Regions from separate parts of the Homo sapiens genome. Here all the other regions are linked to region 1. A link is a contact called in ENCODE Hi-C data. All regions are on one chromosome and are shown on one strand. The core of a region is the stretch at or near the end of the contact, and the rest is flanking DNA. Distances in the headings are between cores, read along the strand shown. Region 1 has its middle 63 kb from the start of WDR26. Region 2 holds the start of SRP9 (signal recognition particle 9). Region 3 holds the start of SDE2 (spliceosome associated SDE2).

The links. A loop is a pair of places that touch in the nucleus more often than their neighbours do. Pooled maps may share reads with other maps.
Region 2: a pooled map shows a loop between it and region 1 (5-fold over the local background). The contact joins the promoter of SRP9 here to the enhancer-like site in region 1. A Hi-C loop is called at or near these places in 2 of 37 single-sample maps with no recorded cell type and 3 of 50 pooled maps.
Region 3: a pooled map shows a loop between it and region 1 (4-fold over the local background). The contact joins the promoter of SDE2 here to the enhancer-like site in region 1. A Hi-C loop is called at or near these places in 1 of 37 single-sample maps with no recorded cell type and 7 of 50 pooled maps.

The regions. Positions count from the first base shown.
Region 1 is chr1:224,495,825-224,499,600 of GRCh38, forward strand. It overlaps a transcript of CNIH3 not described here. Among named protein-coding and RNA genes, the nearest start is that of WDR26, 63 kb to the left of the region's middle. RefSeq lists enhancers at 1,981-2,510, 2,236-2,435, 2,511-3,042. Within about 2 kb of position 2,492, at least 30 of the 41 ENCODE cell types and tissues checked have a DNase peak (open chromatin) inside an H3K27ac peak, as active enhancers do.
Region 2 is chr1:225,775,728-225,779,890 of GRCh38, forward strand. SRP9 (signal recognition particle 9) reads left to right here and starts at 2,099. Exons shown (of 3, transcript NM_003133.6): 1 at 2,099-2,285. The coding sequence starts at 2,214. RefSeq lists enhancers at 1,092-1,852, 1,599-1,818, 2,069-2,438.
Region 3 is chr1:225,996,778-226,000,868 of GRCh38, forward strand. It overlaps SDE2 (spliceosome associated SDE2), which reads right to left and starts at 2,566. Exons shown (of 7, transcript NM_152608.4): 1 at 2,416-2,566. The coding sequence starts at 2,535. RefSeq lists enhancers at 248-297, 2,421-2,530, 3,051-3,200, 3,221-3,320, 3,401-3,450 and 1 more and a silencer at 2,591-2,870.

The DNA.
Region 1 (3,776 bases), core at 1,242-3,741:
ACTCCTATAATCCCATCACTTTGGGAGACTGAGGCAAGAGGAACCCTTGAGGCCAAGAGTTTGAGATCAGCCTGTGAACACAGTGAGACCCCATCTCTGCAAAACACAACAATGAAAAAGGCATCTGTGAGCTATCCGTGGGCAGAGAGAGCGCAACTAAGCAGTAAGATATGCTCTTTTCATGTGGAGTGAAACATAATCTGGGAAGTGAAAAATTATTCAAGATCTCATGTAGTGGCAGAGACTCAGCCCCTTGTCCTCCCAGCTGCACGAGTCTGTTGTCTCAGCCTCTCTGCCAGCCCAGCAGTTACTGAACAACTACATGTCGTTCTCAATACCCTAGAACTTCTGCTTCCTCAGGGCTGCTGCTTGCTGCCTCCTCTCTTGTGTCTCTTGGCTTATACCAACCACCATCCACTCGAGGAGGGTCTAATTGATCCATTCCTGCCTGAGGAGACTGTGGGGAGAACTTCCATGTCTGAGCACTTTCTGTGCTGCTGGCTGTCCCGTGGGCAGATGTCAACTCCAGTCCATTCAGCTCTGGCCCACCTAACTAGTGTTGCTGATGACACCCCTTCTGCTACCACCATCGCTCCTGCTGCTGCTGGGGCCTCCATGTTAGCCTGATACTAGGAGAGCAAGAAACTGAAGCCTCCTGATTTTCTCTTCCAGGTGGTATAGCAGTATGAGCACAGGCCAAGCAAGGCTGGCCTTGAGATGAGGAGGCCAGATGGTCCCTGAATCAGGGTGGTTTCAGCATGCCCAGGAAGGTGCTGCTGCTTCACAGACAGGTAGCGACTTATACTTAAGAAATTGTTTACAGTGAACAGGATGGGTCCCTTCCCTCAAAGAGCACTCCATGCAGTTGTGGAAACAGACTCAGTGTGACGGGTACAATACTACAGGTGGCATAGGATATCATGGTGGGAATACTGCAAATCCTTATTGAAAACAGGCATATTATAAATACCTTGTAATGAATGCAATACCATAGCTGATACTCATTTCTTTTAGACTTACCTATGTTTTCAGATATATAAAAACTCTAGGAATTCCCAAGGTAATTGAAAACATATGTCCACACAAAAACTTGTACAATAATGTTCATAGCAGCGTTATTCACAATAGCTGAAAGGGGGAAGCAACTCAAGTGTTCTTTGATGGATGAATGGATAAACAAAATGTGGTATATCCATACAATGGAATATTATGCAGCCATAAAAAGGAATGAAGTACTATTATATGCTACAACATGGATGACTCTTGAAAACATGCAGTGAAAGAAGCCAGTCACAAAAAAACTACATTTTATGATTCCATTAATATGAAATGTTCAAATAGGCAAATCTATAGAGACAGAAAGTAGAGGAGTGGTTGTCAGGGAGAGAGGCATAGGGAGGAATTGGGAGTGACTGCTAATAGGTACAAGATTTCTTCCTGGGGTGATGAAAATGTTCTAGAATTAGCTAGTGGTGATGTTTGCACAACATAGTGAATATACTAAAAACCACTGAACTGTATACTTTAACAAATGATAGATTTTATGTTTACTTTAAAAAATGATAGATTTTATGTTATGTGAATGATATGTTGATTTTTAAAGTCTAGGAATTAATCAATTATACTGTGATGGAATATGATATTTTAAGTCAGAAATTTACTTGTGGCATCATCTTCACTGTTCATCTGTAGAATCAGGAGAAGTGATGTTTCCTAGGTTGCTGTGAAGATTAGATAAGATAATGCATATGACAGACTTAGCTGCAAGAATATGGGTTGGGAACCCTTTGTTGTTATAGATGCATTTCTAAAGCAACTTTTTTTATGTGTTGCTGTTTGTTGGAGCCCTCCAGGAGGATCTTGGCACTGAGAGAAATCCCTAAACTAGAGTCATGGCTGAAGAGTGCTGAACACTTCCTGCACTGCTGGCTGTATGGTGGTCAGATGCTCCTGACTATGACCCTGCAGTGAAGCCCGGATCTGGGCAAAACTGAGAAGTAGTTGACACTTGCATCTCTTTCCTGACTGTCTTTTCTGGCCTGGTAGTCTTTTGGGTTATAATTCAGCATCTCTTCCATCTGCATGTCTCAAGTGATTAGTATTTTCCAAAGTGAGCTCATCACATTAATCATATTAGGGTATGAGCAGCCCTTTTAAGCTGTATTTGTATCTTACAGGAAGACCAGAAAAGCTCAGAAGGAGGAAGAATCTTCAGGCACTGTGCAAAGGGAGGGCAGGGAGAGGGGGAAGTTATTCTGCAGCAGCAGTGCCTTCCTGGGCATCCTGAAACCACCCTGATTCAGGGCCCATCTGGCCTCCTCATCTCAAGGCCAGTCTTGCTTGGCCTGTGCTCACTGCTGCCACTGCAATGCCATCTGGAAGAGAAAATCAGGACAATGGCTTCAGTTTCTTGCTCTCTTAGGATTAGGCTAACATGGAGGCCCCAGCAGCCCCAGCAAAAGCAGCAGTGATGGTGGTGGCGGTAGGGGTGTCATTAGCAACACTAATGAATCACTGCTGGGCCCGGTTCTCTTCTCTGACTCAGCTTGAAACTTCTTTCAGTTAACAGGAAGCCAGTAACCAGTAAAGTCAAAAGCTTATATGCAACTCTCTGGATTGGAAACCACTGGGGTGTTTTTTAAGCTTCTATTTCTAAAATAAGAAGGGAAACCAATGGACAGAAGCTTCCCTGTCTTCTTTGATGCAGATAAACTATGTTGGTAGAGGGTGATTGTGAGCTGGGGCCCTTGTTTCTTATGAAACTAAAAAATTCTACATGAGTTTACAAAAACAGGAAGCTGGCAGTGAAAGCTATTGGAATTATGTAAATGAAACAGTCAGTTTGGAATGCAGGTGGGAGTGTGCCTGTGGGAAAGAATGGAGAATGCATCAGAACACGGGCAGCCAGGTTACCATGCGCTGCTTCAGCACAGGGGAAGATGCGGGGGGCAAGGAACCTTCACTGCCCTGGCGTCATCAGCCCAGTGCTGCAACAGTGCAGCAGAAAGGGCAGCGGGGAAAGGCGACAGGAAGAGGAATCAAGACACTTACATTGCTCTAGGAGAGATTCGCATTTTTTTGTGGATCTGAGGATGGGAGCTCTGGGAGCTCTGGAGCCTCTTCCTGTCCGCAGGCACTGCAAAGCTTTAGCACACCAGTAGCTCCCCAGAGGGCTGGGAACCCATGCCAGGACTGGCACCCGCTCCGGGAAGGGGTGCTGGGAGTGCCATGATTTAGATCAGTGATTCACAAACTTTTGGTAGTGAAGACACTCCGTTAAAGCTTATTGTTTTGGGGTTGTATCCTACTCCCCGCCTTTTAAAAATGTTAGTTAAAAATTTAAATTAAAATGGACTTTGTTTTAAAATTAAAAATTTCCTGTTGTTTGAAGCTTCTATGACAACTGGGTAGCCTTCTGAGGTATTGTAATACAGTATTAGGATTTGGACTCTCTGCTGTATACACTAAGCTCTTAAGGGTGAAGGGCAGGCCATTGGTTCTGATAAGAAGAGAGGTTGCCATAGGTATCTCTGCTTTCTTACTCTTCCCCACTCCAGGCCATGTGGACATCTGGAGATATTTGATAAAATGTCCTTTACCAGCCGAGACTCATGACTAATCAATCGTTGTTTTTGTTGGTTTGCTTCTAATCCCTCTCCCTTCCAGTCTATCTTTCATCCTGCCATCAATTTCCTAAAACAGATTTGATGTGCCACCTCCCTCCTCAACAGTTTTCAATGGGATTTCCTACTGCCTGCATAAAGTCTAATGCCTTA
Region 2 (4,163 bases), core at 849-3,348, 1.3 Mb after region 1:
GAAGGCAAAGTTGGCATTGTCTTAACTTCCATTGTTTTCATCTTCAGGGAAAAACCCCTACACCTGGGGGTCATTCTGCCCAACTCTGCCCTCTCTGCCTCTGCTCATTGCTCTTTATAGCTTCCCTCAACACACACACACACACACACACACACACACACGTGTCTCATTAAATGAGGATTTGGGTCCCTGGCTCATAGCCTTCTCCTTCATCTTATTCCTTTTCTTACTCATAGAAGACTTTGACTTTGTGTGGACAACCCAACTATAAATCCAGCCTCACCAGGGACTATTGCTACTCTAAAATGTTAAACCCCAATATCCAATCTGACTAAAACTTATTTCCTGCTATATTGAATTCAGATTTCCTTTAATCCTGGTTCCTTAACTTCTCTCTTTTGACTCAATTAATTACCAGCTATCTAGCATGGATCCCATAATTTATCATTTCAATCATTCTCTTGCCAGTACCACCTACAACATTCTTGACCCTTTGTTCTTCTTCCTCATGTACCCTATAAATCCCTAATATCTGTCTTTTCCAGTCCAAAATCCAAGCTTCTGGGTGTTGCTGGAGACAGACCCTAATTGGGGCTATTCCCAGATATGATCTCCAGTTTCAGCTTTTTACTCTACTTGACATATTGCTTTTGAGTTTCTTTTTTTGTTGTTGTTGTTGTTGTTGTTTTAGAGACAGAGTCTTGCTCTGTTGCCCAGGCTGGAGTGCAGTGATATGCGATCTTGGCTCACTACATCCTCCATCTCCTGGGTTCAAGAGATTCTCCTACCTCAGCCTCCCGAGTAGAGTAGCTGGGATTACAGGCACCCACGACCAAGCCCAACTAATTTTTTTATTTTTAGTAGAGATGGGGTTTCACGATGTTGACCAGGGTGGTCTTGAACTCCTGACTTCAAGTGATCTGCCCACCTCAGCCTCCCAGAGTGCTGGGATTGCAGGTGTGCACCACCGCTTCCCACCTGTTTTTTTCTAATAGGCTTCCTTATTCATTTCTCACAATGGCTTTTCCAAACCTTCTCCTCAAGGATCCAAACCCATCCTTGCTTCCTCAAAGATCCAAAACCACCCTTCCTATTTACGAAGGTGGTCTCCTGTCTTAGGTGACAAGAAAATGTACCTTCTTGCCCTCGTATCTACATGCTCACCTATACCCTCACCCGACTTTTCCCTCCTCCTCACCCCATCAAAGGCAATAATGCACCTGTTTTTATTCATCTGGGCCTTTGGTCTTCCCCTTCATATTTCCCGAGACCTCGCTTTCTTCTTTCTCTTGTATTTTTTATTTTTCTATCTCTTATGTGTCCTTCTCTAAAAGTTATAAACATGCACAAAATCTTTCCATCTCAAAATATAATACCCTTTACCTGGTGTCCCCTGCAGGCCATCTTCTTTATTTATTTACTTTTGCGCCAGCGTCTTCCTCTGAAGCCCAGGCTGGGTGCGTAGCGCGATCATGGCTCACTGCAGCCTCGGACTCCCGGGCTCAAGCGATCCTCCTGCTTGGAGGATCAGATTTTTTATCCTTGCAGAAGTGATAATATGGCTTCTTCCTCATCTCCTAAACACCAGTCATCTGACATACACTGCAGATCTAAAATGGGCCTACGTGTTCTGCCCTTCCTTGCCTACCTGTTGAGCTTGCACCGCTTCTGTGAGTCTCCCCCCACCCACAAGAGATCCTTCTTCCTTCGCGCTCCACTAACCCGACATAAATGTTTATCATATAAAGTTTTCCGTTGCACTCTTGTGTTTATGTCTCCTGGCTTCTTCACCAAGCTGTGTGACAGCTGGGCCCTGTCGCCTCCTTCCTCGTATATGCAGCGACTATCGCAGAGCCGCTTAATCTTTGTTGAAGGCAGCTGCGGTTCAGCCCTGAGGGCCACGGGACGGACGCCACTCATTCAGCCCTACCGGGGGCGCTGTGGCAGCCGGCATTGGTTGCCGTGCCCTCCGCTTGTCTCGCTCAGCTCTCGAGCCACACGCCCTGGGCTCCGCCCACTCCCTGACAACATCCCTCCTGCCCATTGGGCGAGCATGGACGGGGCTGTCCAATGGAGCGAGGCGTTGGTGCGAGGAGGCGCCGCCATCTTGGGGCTGCTGGGACTCGCGTCGGTTGGCGACTCCCGGACGTAGGTAGTTTGTTGGGCCGGGTTCTGAGGCCTTGCTTCTCTTTACTTTTCCACTCTAGGCCACGATGCCGCAGTACCAGACCTGGGAGGAGTTCAGCCGCGCTGCCGAGAAGCTTTACCTCGCTGACCCTATGAAGGTAAATCGCTGGCGGGGCCGCTGCTTTGGGCCCCAGCCCAGGATGTCTTCCCGCCATCCACTCGGCCCCTGGAGCTTCCCCAGCGCTCCCAGGAGGTGCTGGGAATGAACACAAATGGACCCTGCCAAGTTAATGTTCTGCTCTCTCGTCCCCTTCTTCCCTGATCTAGCGGCCCAGTGAGGCCCTGAAGCTGGCAACAGCCAGGTTCATCTCAGCCCTAAACATTTCTGCAATCGATCTTCCCGCCCCAGTCCCTCAGCTTCCTTTATGGCTTCGGTTGTTTTACGAGTCCCTGAAGCCAGGGCTCCTCCCCCTGCAGCTTCCTGTCCTTTGTCTTGGTTCACTTTTCCTGTACCGCCTAGGCGGTAAGGGTACCTCATGTATATAAAACTGATGATGTTTTTTCTACTACCGCTCAGACATTCTTGAAAGATTCCAATTTGGAAGCATCTGTACCCCCCAGAATATTGGTTCTTAGTATTTTGGGAGTCACAGGCTTTGGGACCATAAGAATAATATTTGCACCTTTCCTCAGAAAAATGGTATAAGTAAATGTATAAGTAAATGTTTGCAAACAATTTTAAGGGATTCATGGACCTCTGAAATACATTCTTAGCCCCCACAAAAATTATAATGGAGGTGGATGTCAGAGGTTAGCTCATTATTAAAAAGCAAAGGAGTCCAAGTGATGGGAGTTTAGCATTCGGGTCTTACTTTTCGTCTCTTGAGGTTTTGGTTATTTTATTGTCATGTCTAAGAATTATTTGAAGCATCTTCGTGTTAATTAAAAGTTCTGCTTCTTTTTAGAACTCAGCATATTGAAGGGATTTTATACTGAAAACCTCAGACCTGGTTATGTATGATGCTTCTTTTGTTTTGTGTTTGTTGTAACTCAGTTATCTCTTTTATGCTGCATTCATTTCCCACTCTCGTGTTACTGACCCCAAGTTAAATTAGGTTCTGTGGGAGACACAAAGGTGAATGAGATTCCGTTCAACCCTTAAGGAGCTGGTATTATTGGAGGGTATTATAGATCCAGTGTATTGTGACTGTATCCCTCGGAGAAGAAAGAAAATTAAAAGCAGATAAAATCTCGGAAAACCGGGGCTCAGGATCTTTTTTTTTTTTTTTCAATAGTTTTATTTTTTTTGAGACGAAATCTCGCACTGTCGCCCGGACTGGAGTGCAATGGCTCAATCTCAGCTCGCTGCAACCTCCACTTCCTGGGTTCAAACGGTTCTCCTGCCTCAGCTTCCCGAGTAGCTAGGTTTACAGGCGCCTGCCACCACACCTGGCTAATTTTTTGTATTTTTAATAGAGGCGGGGTTTCACCATCTTGGCCAGGCTGGTCTGGAACTCCTGACCTCGTGATCCACCCGCGTTGGCCTCCCAAAGTGTTGGGATTACAGGTGTGAGCCACTGCGCCCAGCCCAGGGCTCAGGATTTACTGTGTGAAACTATTGATGATCATTAAGTAATATGAATTATGTTTTAAGTGTATGCAGTGAGCTGGTAACCTGTAACTCCAATGCCACATACAGTTTATAGTGCATATAAGTTTAAAGTGTGCAGCAAGAAATGTTGATAATTATGATTAAAAATAGTATTAGACCCACAGAAAGACCTAGCTAAGTAACAAGCTGTAAAACATACTTCTATTTTTTACAATAAAATGATACAATAATAAATGATGGAAATTGTATTTTTTAAATTGAGTAATTTGTTTATAACACTGGTGACTTCTGGTTGCTTCATTTGGTTAGCTTCCCTTGTTGGCAGGGTCATTTGTTTCTTCATTCAGACAATGCTACTCTGAGACCACACAGGACTTTTATCCAGAAGTACCCACAGTATAAACTAAAAATACTTGAGACAACA
Region 3 (4,091 bases), core at 1,316-3,815, 1.5 Mb after region 1:
CAAGCAGTGTTTAAAAAGGTTCAAAATAAAGCAGGACTGTATATAAAAACGTCAACATCAGATCTGGATTGTGAAGGCTCCTCTTTCCTTGGAAACTACAAATTTAAGATAAATGTGGAAAGTTGTGTCCAGAAACCCTTAATGGGAAGCTCTGACCTGGGTTGGAAATCAAGAATGCTTCTCTACAAGGCAAGAGTGGGAAGGTTCCCTCTTATTGAGAGAACTTTAAACAGCAAAATTTCTTATATATTCTATGGTTTTTGAGACCAAGGTTTCTCAGTGAATAAGAAAGCAGCAGACCTTCGTGGGGGTCGTTATGACATTATGACACATCACCATTTCCTGTTAACTCTGCAGCTGTACATCGGTGTAGTGTGGGGGAAACAAAAACAAAAAACAAAAACTTTGCAGCTGGCTTTATCTGTGTCTGTTATCCCAGCCTGATGAAAAGCAGGGCAGATTTTTATTTTCTCAGTGGGAGTTAACACTAACTTCATCATGTCTCAGAATAGTTTTGTTTTTAAAAACATAGGTGTGAACTTGAGCTATTCTTACTTGTTCCAGTATCTCAACTAATATTCTTTTGTGTTTCTATTCATATTTGCTATGGTCATGTTCCTTAAGTTTCTGACTGAATCCACTCATTTATATTTCTTTATATATACTTTTTCAGACCGAGTCTTGCTCTGTCACCCAGTTTGGAGTGCAATGGCTCAATCTCGGCTCACTGCAACCTCCACCTCTCAGGTTCAAATGATTCTTCTGCTTCAGCCTCCTGGGTAGCTGGGATTACAGGCGTCTGCCGCCACGCCTGGCTAATTTTTGTGTATTTTTAGGAGAGATGGGGTTTCACCATGTTGCCAAGCTGGTCTCGAACTTCTGACCTCAGGTGATCTGCCCGCCTCGACCTCCCTAAGTGTTGGAATTACAGGCGTGAGCCACCACGCCTGGCCTATATTTCTTGCTTCCGATTTAAAAATTCTTTTTTCCAACATACCTCATGATTAAGATCCTATTTTTTCTGGTTTCACTTTGGATCAATTGTCAGCAAGTTTGAAAACTGTACTCATAGGCCGGGAGGAGTGGCTCAAGCCTGTAATCCCAGCACTTTGTGAGGCTGAGGTGGGCGGATCACCCGAGGTCAGGAGTTCAAGACCTGGCCAACGTGGTGAAACCCCGTCTCTACTAAAAATACAAAAATTAGCCAGGCATGGTGGCGGGCGACTGCAATCCCAGCTATTTGGGAGGCTGAGGCAGGAGAACCGCTTGAACTCAGCGAGGCGGAGGTTGCAGTGGGCCGAGATCACGCCATTGCACTCCAGCCCGGGCAACGGGAGTCAAACTCCGTCGGGGGTGGGGGAGGGGGAGAAAAGAACACTGTACTCATGAAATAAGAATTATTTTCAAAGGAATTAGAATGCAATTATTTTCATGGTCAAAAACAGTTGTGCTTACAGTTTTTAGACTGGATTACAGAGCAGGAAGGAAAACATGGAAAGTGAAAAACCGTATTATTTGCAAACACACATTGCTTCTTCACGGAATCGATCCAAGTCTCTTAAAATTTTGGTCTAGACTGCAGTGTTAACATTTGTTAAGCTTATAAATAGTAAGCAGAGGAAATAGCCGAGGAAAGCACGGATGAGGTGCGGAAAGAACAGAGTTCTAGATCAAGTGCCAACATTAAAATTAGATTCAGGGAAACCACTAAATTCTTTTGACAACTGAACAGGTTTAATATCTTATAGCTGGTAAAAGCTTACTTACTTGAAAGTTCAGTAAAAGCTCACGTGTAACTCTGGAAGTCCCTGGTAGGTTTTCACAAATATGCACGGACAAATGAGACCATCAAATTAATAGTGAACACTTCTACGTAACAGGCCCTAAGAACCCAGGCCCTCAACAGGACACACGTGTGAATGCTTGGTCACAACGACTGACCAGAAGAATCAATTTTCCTTCCCAATCATCCTTTGGCCTGGGTTTGGATATGACATACTTCTCTAGGCTGGGGCTAACAAGGCTGTGTGATGAGTGGACAAAATACACGTCACATAACCATAGTAAGAAGGTGAAGACTGGAGCCTTAAAAATCAGCCGGCCCAACTGCCAGAAGACCATTATATTTACGGATAAAGAAAGAGAAACAAAGTATTTGTAACTGTGAGCGGGACTAAGTGCCTGTAACAGTTTTTTTCTCCCTCTTGGTGGGAAGGCAAAACCACCACCACAAAAGAAAAGCAAAGGAAGGTCTCAGTAACAATTCGAAGCACCTTAACACTGAGGAACTCTCAGCCTCAACGAGTGAAAACCCCAGAGAATAAACGTACCCCCGCCCCGGACAGACCTACTCCGCACCCAGCGCTGCCACCTGTCTGCCTCTTTCTCCTTCCTAACAGGAACCGAAATCCTCACCTGATCTTGGCAGTGCCGGTGGATAAAATCCCGGACGGTGCACCGACCCGAGGCACACCGCACCGCCTTGCACCCGAAGCCAGGGCCGCGAATCCACACCAGCGCCGCGGCCTCCGCCATGTCACCGACTACCCGAACCTCAAGCCTCTCTGAGACACCAGGCGCCGCAACTCGCCCGGCGCCTCTTGATGACGCGAGCATCTTCCAACGCCCCGCCCCTCACGCTTCCGTTCACCCCTCCCCTCCCCTGGGGCGGGTCAAGTGAGCCGGGCGGCGGGGCGGTGCGGGCTGGGGGAGGGGAACAGGAAAGGCCTGGCGGAGGCAGATAAGGCGGCAGAGCACGGGGCGAGGCGTTGCTAGGAGAAGTTGCTAGGGCGGGGCTCGAGGGACCGGCTATAAAAGGCTGGCGCTGGGTTAGGTTTCGAGCTTCCTGGCCGTAAGCGATAAGGCTTTAACTGAGAACCACCTTGTGCTGTAGGCTTTGGCCCTTTTCCTCACATCTGTGTAGTTATTTTTGGGTCGCGGAGAATTGTGGCCCGAGAAGGCTCTGCTCCTTGAGAGTGTGGGGAGAGAAGCTGCAGTCCCGGAAGCGGTTTTAGGGGGCCGCTTCCTTGGCCTAGAGGAGCTCCCCAACCCGAGGGGGCAAGGGAAACGACCCCCAGGAGGCCCCTAAACAGTGGCCGGCGTGGTTTCTCCTCCAGCTTTACAGAGCCTTCTCTTCCCCTCCAGAAACAGCCAACCTCCGGGTTTCTGCCTGCCACGCACGGTTTATTCTTATTTCCGCCTGTTTGTGCACTGCGTTATCTCCACTTCAGCTCTGTTTTCAAAATATTTCACAGCAAGTGGGCTCTTGTGAAAGGCAGTGACAGGAGTGACGTTTATAGTCATGCTGCTTCAAAAAACCCTACCATAACTTTTATTCTGCACCATGGAAACACACTCGGACAGATTTGCATAACGTAACCTTAAGGCTCAGGGAATCCGAAAGAGTCCCTTAATATTTAACAGAATGAGATTATGGTATTTCTAAAACCCTGAACAATTCAAAAGCCACCAGTGTGAAGATAGGAAGGTTATTTGGAGATATCTGTGCCTGCTAAACACAAATGCATCGGCCCACAGAATTGCCTTCTCTGCTGTTAAAATGCTTGGCAAATGGAACTCCTAGCTGAGGGGGTAACAACAAAAAATTCAGAAATCGTTTAGCGGTGGCAGTATGTGCGAAAATGGAATTTCAAGGCCTGGGAAGTTAATAGATTCAGTGGTCTTTATTTCACACACGAGGGAAAGTTGGGGAGAGAAAGGGCCTCCATGGGGATGCCAGTAGATAAATAAAAATTACAAAAAAAAAAATAATAAAGATAGATTGTACTGGCCGGGCGCGGTGGCTCATGCCTGTAATCCAGCACTTTGGGAGACTGAGGCGGGCGGATCTCGAGGTCAGGAGTTCGAAACCAGCCTCACCAACATGGTGAAACCCCATCTCTACTAAAAATACAATAATTAGCCGGGCGTGGTGGTGCGCGTCTGTAATCCCAGCTATTCAGGAGGCTGAGGCAGGAGAATCGCTTGAACCCGGGAGGCAGAGGTTGCAGTGAGCTGAGATCGTGCCATCGCACTCCAGCCTGGGCGACAGAGAGAGTCTCCGTTTCAGAAAAAAAAGATATATTGTACCT